2 separate regions of the Homo sapiens genome follow, and region 2 is linked to region 1. A link is a contact called in ENCODE Hi-C data. All regions are on one chromosome and are shown on one strand. Each heading gives the region's core, a stretch centred on a gene start or an enhancer-like site at or near the end of the contact. The rest is flanking DNA. Distances are from core to core; before and after follow the strand shown.

Region 1 (3,230 bases), core at 292-2,791:
TCCTCAGCCATGGAGGCCACAGGAAGCAGCAGTAGCCTGAAAGGGGGTGGAAGGGATGAGGGAAACTGAGGCTCTAGGAAGGGACAACACTGTGCCCCAGGCCACACAAATCACTGGTATCCATTAGTGCTTGCCCAAGCCCTAGGACCTGCCACAGGCAACCAGCCCATATATGGAAAAGAAACCCCTCATATTCTCACCCCATTCTTTCCTATTCTGGGCCTAGGATATCATCATTCCTCAACCCAAGGATCCCTGTTTCTTATTCTCAGTGTCCTAATCCCCTACTCCTCTCTATCCTCAGACTGACAACCCATCATTTCTCCTCACTGCCAATCCAGAAACTTTTCATCCTTCCCCCTCATTCCTCCCTGTCACTGACCTAAGGGCCTCTATCCCTCTATTTTATCACCCCAAGACCCCCATAGTCCCCATCCTCAGCCCCAAAGGGCCCCATTTCTCTTGCCCTCACTACTTGACTTCAGTAGTCTCTCATTCCCCCCTTCCTTGACCCAGGAGTTCCTAATTTCCCTCCTTCAGTGTTTTAACCACTCCATTCCTTCTCTGCCTGATGTCCTCTTATCCTGCTACCTCAGTGTTACAACCTCGACTTCCTCTGCGAGACACAACTGCTCCAACCCATAGCCTGAACAGCCCCTCATCTTTTCCATTCCTCACACTGGAAGCCTCCCATGCCTCCCCTTCCTCAGCCCAAGACCTCCCCCCTTATTTTTCTTCTCCTTCAATGTTCTCACCCACAATTTCTCCCTAGTCTGAGCTCCCAAACCTTCCTCTACAGCCAAAAAGTTCCCCACTTCTCCTCCTTACTGTTCTCATCCTCCATTCCTCCCTTATCATCCAGAGAGACCCTAATTTCTCCCCTCAGCATTCCGAACCCTCCTCCATTCTCTCTGTTCTTGTCCCGGGATCATGCCATCCCTAACTGTCACCATTCTGATCCCCTACTGCTCCTCGTCCTCTATATGGGGCCTCCTATTCCTCCCTTTCAGCATTCCAAAGCCTCTATTTCTCCTGTCATCAGCCTGAGGGCCCCTCATTTCTCCCTCTCAGAGTTCTGAACCCCCATTTCTCTCTCAACTTCAGATGCCCCGATGTCTCCCTTTAGCGTTCTGATCTCCACCATTCCTCTCCGTCCTCGTCCCAGGATCCCGACACTCCTACCTGTCAGAGTTCAGAGCTGCATTCCTTCCCGTCCTCAGCCTAAATCCCCCCATTTCTCCTCGTCAGTATTCCGACGCCGCCATTCCTCCCCCTTATCGGCCTGAGGGCCCTTCATTCCTCCCCGTCAGCGTTCTGAGCCACAATTCCTTCCCATCCTCCGCCTGAGCGCTCTCCACGTCCAGCCCCAAGGCTGTCTCACCAGTTTGGCACCAGGCCGGTATCTTCCGCCACTCTAGGCCCGTGGACCCATGGCGAGGGTCCCTCCTGCACCTCCCGCCTCGCCCTCCTCCCCTTCCTCCTCCTCCGCGGCCGCCTCCTCTGAAGCGGTAGCTGTCGCCTCCGCGGCTGTTCGTTGCTCCCGGAACCGGAAGTCCGCTGCCTGCCTCTCGGGCTCCGCCTCTGGCTAAGCACCTGCGCACTATTGCCTCGATGTCGCGTGCCCTTAATAGGGAGGCTCCCGCGCCTACGGGCCGGCGCTCCGCAGCGGTGCGCGCGCCCCCCTGCCGAGAGCCAGTTGCATCTGCGTGCTGACGTTCAACGACAGCTAACCCCTTCGAGGGACTGGCAGTTGCGGCTCTCCTCGCTGCCCATCTAGCTGGCGCATGCGCTTTCCAGCCTCAACCTGAAGGGAAGCGGTCGGGGAGGGCTTGCGCCTGCGCCCTCCCTTCCCTCCCGCGGTCTCCACAGCCGATACCGAACGCGGCAAGGAAGCTGCTTCGCGCCTGCGCACTCCCTGGCCCTGCCGGCGCTCTCCTCTCCCACCTCTCGCTGGGGTCTATCCTGTGTTCGTGGGTCCCTCCGAACATCAACCCCAGGGGGGGTCGTGTCCCGCTCCCTCCTCCCCGCCGAACAGCTGTGGGAGCGCGCGGGGCGGGGAAAGGGGCGGTGCCACACCGCAGGTAAACTGAGGCACGCGGGAGGGCGCGCCCCTGCAGGAGGCGGATCCCCAACGTGGGGCTTGTGGGGAAAAGGCGGGGCCTGGCGTCCACAGCGGACGACAGCTCTGGGTGGGAGACAGGAGCATGCATGGGCGGTGTCACCACACTGAAGGCGCGCTGCGTAGACCCTCTGCCCGTGGGAGGCTGGGAATGTGGGTCCCTGGGCTCTCGCGGGGTGCAGGCGCCCCCCATCTTATCCAGAAGTCTGGAACAGTTGCAACCGCAGCAATGTGGAGACAGCTTCCTTGGTTTCTTCAAAATTTTATTAACAAAACCCAGGGAGAGGAGGCAAGGATGAGTGGACTCCGCAGCCCCACCAGGCACTGAACATGTCGACGGGGACAGTCCCTCTGATAAAGGCAGATGGGCGGTCAACCGGTGGATGGGCACAGGGAGAACCGGAGAAACAGATGAGTGGAGGAACGGACACACGGGCACCGGGCGGCTCCCCCATCTGGAATGCAGGGTGTAAGGGGTCCGGGCCAGGAGGCTCAGCGGTCGGCACTGGAGCGCAGGTCGGTAGTGAGGGGATCGTGCTGGATCGTCTGGTGCAGCATCAGGGCCAGCAATCCCGCGCGGTTTGTCATGGCTGTGCGCACATTGCGCTCCTGCTCAAACAGCTCGTCCAGCTTGTACCACTGCCAAGGGAGCGGCAGGAGTCCTAAGCAGGAACACCTGCAGCCCCGCCTGCCCCGGCCACGTCCGACATGGAAACCTACCACATGCAGCACCAAAACCGCACAGAAACCTACCACACGCACGCGCTCCAAGTCCACTTCCGCACGCCGCAGCTTCTCCCAGCAGTAATGGCGATTGCACTGGCGCTTGGGCAGGCGGCAGAAGTCACCCGTGAGCTCAAAGACATCACGTACAAGGGGGCACCCGCATACCTCGTCAGCTGGCACCTGCAAGGAGGCCAGGTTGGGGGGATGAATAGCGGTGATAAGGGAGAATAGGAATGGGGGCTCAAGGAGGGAGAAGGAAAAGAATGGAGGGTTCAGGGAACGGTGAGGAGGCATGGAAAAGGAGGAATGGAGGGTGAAGCAGCAGGGAAGCTGAGAGGAAAAAGTGAAGGAAAAGTGAGGTGAGGAAGGAAGGGATGAATGTGGG
Region 2 (3,230 bases), core at 431-2,930, 5.3 Mb after region 1:
CTCAGCATATCCATACTAGTTTTAAGAATCCTAGGAAAAGATGTAACTAGGAGGTAAGATGTAAGGAACAGGTCCTACCAATCCAAAGCATCATTAGCTTAAAACTTTAAAGAGACAACTGGGTCTCCTATTTTCTATTTTCCATTTCCAAAAACAATAAATAAAACGAAGAGTAGTGTGCAAAGTATTAGTAGTCTCAGTGTTCAGACATGGCCAAGTTTTAGGGGTGGTTTAGTTTTAGGGGTGTCTATTTTTGCTTTCCACTGGGGTGAGATTCCATTATTTGGGGTAATCAGTGGGTAGGGAATTGAAGGCCAGTAATAAAACTCAAAAAAAAAAAAAAGCCTGAATCTTCCATCACACCACAAAATTATAGTTAAAAACTTGTCAAAAAGACCTTCATATTTACCAAGGATTCAGCCAATTAAAAATTATTACTGTCCTTTAGATTCCTACTGGTTTCTAGCTGAAGTGTTTGGGTTTTTGTTTTGTTTTTTTCACAGCTGTTGTTAGTTTCCACCGTTCTTTCTTACCGCACTGAAATCCAGTAAATCACTCAGCTCTTTGTCCGTCCCTAAGGCAGCCATTCGCTGTTGGTGATGCATTTTAGCAAAATCACACAAACCTAGAAACATGGAAATAACCGCAATCAGAAAATCCAGTCCCAATCCTTGGAGAAAACACAATCGGATTTTTGGAGACTGGGGGGTTGGGGGTGGGGACGTGGGGGCGGGTGGGATTAAGGTGGAAAGGAGGAAGGGATGGGAGACTTGTTGTTGGGTTGGGTTTGGTTTTGTTTTTTTAAGATGGAATAGGCAGCAATAGCAAAAAAAAAAAAAAAAAAAAAAAAAAAAAAAAAAAAAGCGATATTGTATTTCCAAAGAGACGATCAAACTGGTAACATCCACTATAAAACCAAATCAGGGAAAGAAAAAAAAAAAGCCGCTCTTCAGCGCATCATTTTATGCAACAGGAGGTAGAGCGAGAAATGAATGGATCACAGAGAAAAGAGAAACTACTGAGAACGATCCGATCTCAACTTTCCCCCCACCCTGCACCCCACCCCCCTCGCACACTCACACTCGCACACGCACACACACTCGCACACACCACTCCCCTCCGCTTTTCAAAGTAGCTATCAAGAAATTAAAGATGAGCGTCTCTGGAGTGAAAACACGTCCAAAGGGGGAGGGGTGGGGTGACAGGGTTGGGGGGAGCGGAGTGGAGGGTCGGGTCCTCTAATTGTCCAGCACCCTAATTTGTGAAAGAAAGGGGTTATAAAAATTAAAGTCAGGCCCCTGGCAAAGTCCTCGGTCCCTCCGAGGGGGCATCAAGGGGAGGGGCGGGGGGGCTGGCGGCGAGGGGGAGGGAAGCGGCGGGAGGGGAAGGGGTGTCTCTTCTGGGAGCGCCGGGCGCCGGGAGCCCGCGGCGCGGGAGGCGCGGAGCCGCGTGCGGGGCCGCCGAGCCCGAACCCCGCGCCGCCGGGCGCCTCCGCCCCGCCGAGCCCCGCAGGCGCCGGTACCTACCGCCCGCGCGCGAGAAGGGGCTCTCCGTGCACCGCCGGCGCCGAGGCGGCGTTCATGTCTAACCGCCGCCGCCACCGCCGCCGCCTGCTCCTGCGCCCGCTCCCGCGCCTGCTGCCTCCCCGCCGCCGCCGCCGCCGCCGCCACTACAGATCCGCAGACACACAGCCAAGATCCCTGACTCTTAACACCAACTCTCTTCTCCGGGGAGGGGAGGGGACGGAGGGAAGGGGGGAGGGGGAAACACGCCGAGGCGCACGGAATTGCAAGTTCAGCAAAGAAATGGGTGGGGGGGCTCCGGCGGGGAGACGCGACTTGCTCCGGGTCGGGCAGGCTAGGATGCATCCCCCTCGCACCCACCCCGAGGGGAAAAAAAAAAAATCTCAACACCTCCCCCGCCTCGCCAAAAAATACAAACGAAAATTCATCGAGCACCTCATTTTTCCTCAGATCGTCAGTTACAATCTGAAGCCTGAACAGTTCAGTTTTTGCCCGTTGCATCCCTCGGAGGCACTTTGAAATTTATTCGAGTTTACATCCCCTCACTTCTTTCTTTCTCTTACTCTCGTTCCCTCTCACTCACACATCCACACACGGCAAAGCAAGTTTATACTAGGCTGCAAATACACGTGATGCAAAAAGACTTTGCCAAGAGGAACAATATTTTTCTTTTTCGTCTATAAATCAAGCCACATTTTCCTGGGGAGATTTTCGTTTCGGTAGTTTTGCGTTGGGGGCGAAATCTGAATTGCATACTTTCTTTCCCCTCCCTTTTAAGTCACAGAATAGTATAACTGCAAACTTCGAAAAAAAAAAAGGGCAATTTTTGGGGGTGGATGTTGTTTTGTTTTTGCACTTGAGTTCCTAGGCACGCTAAGTCCCTGTTCGCCAGCACTGTAAGTTTTTAATTCAACATTTACCATTATAGGCCCTGCATGCTCTTAAAACATACTTTTTCACATCACTTTTTAGGATAAAATTTAAGCTTCATAATTCTATCGTTTCGTAATAACAAGCGTGCTTTATCCGGTATATGCAACATAAGCTATTTTAACGTGTGTTTGAAAAAAAAAACACACATTCTACAAATCCTGGTATTGCTAGATGTGCGAGTACATACACAAAATGCATGCACACACTTTTTCCCATTGGCAATTATTTAATAGGTTGTCCCTTTTGTTTTAATAAAACATCGGGATCGACATTTTAAAAATTAAATTCAATTACAAACAGTTTACTCTGACGGCAAATTGAAACGTTACCTTAAATGGCCACAAATATTCTCACAATATTCCAAGGAAAGAGACTTTAAAAAGAGAGACAAAAATCTTCTGCAAGTACTTAGTATCTCACATGTGTATCCCCAAAAAGTATTTTAACTGGTACTCAGTCCTGCTCCAGGGATATCCACAGATTACAAGATTATGCACCTGGCTCTGGTTTTTGCATTTTCCACCATAAAACTGCAACAAAATTCCCTCCCCCAAAAAAGAAATCATTAAAAAAAAATCCAACAACTTTTTCTTATTGTTTATAAAAAAAAAAATGAACACAGGATAGTTATAATTTTTCCTCAAACAATTCTTGTTGGTGATTTTTTTTCTTCTCTCATAAAGTCTTAAACTTGTTCCAAGTTTAGAGGTGTCTCATCATCATCATCCTCCTCCTCATCATCATCACCATGGACTCCCCCGTGGAGTCACATTG

The links. A loop is a pair of places that touch in the nucleus more often than their neighbours do. Pooled maps may share reads with other maps.
Region 2: a map of naive thymus-derived CD4-positive, alpha-beta T cell shows a loop between it and region 1 (19-fold over the local background). The contact joins the promoter of TCF4 here to the promoter of MBD1 in region 1. A Hi-C loop is called at or near these places in 1 of 168 maps with a recorded cell type or tissue (naive thymus-derived CD4-positive, alpha-beta T cell) and 8 of 50 pooled maps.

The regions. Positions count from the first base shown.
Region 1 is chr18:50,279,982-50,283,211 of GRCh38, forward strand. MBD1 (methyl-CpG binding domain protein 1) reads right to left here and starts at 1,542. Exons shown (of 17, transcript NM_015846.4): 1 at 1,382-1,542; 2 at 1-36. The coding sequence starts at 11. It overlaps CXXC1 (CXXC finger protein 1), which reads right to left. Exons shown (of 15, transcript NM_014593.4): 14 at 2,873-3,025; 15 at 2,366-2,758. The coding sequence ends at 2,612. RefSeq lists silencers at 1,275-1,354, 1,365-1,474 and enhancers at 1,620-2,200, 2,201-2,781.
Region 2 is chr18:55,586,512-55,589,741 of GRCh38, forward strand. TCF4 (transcription factor 4) reads right to left here and starts at 1,681. Exons shown (of 20, transcript NM_001083962.2): 1 at 1,527-1,681; 2 at 534-625. The coding sequence starts at 605.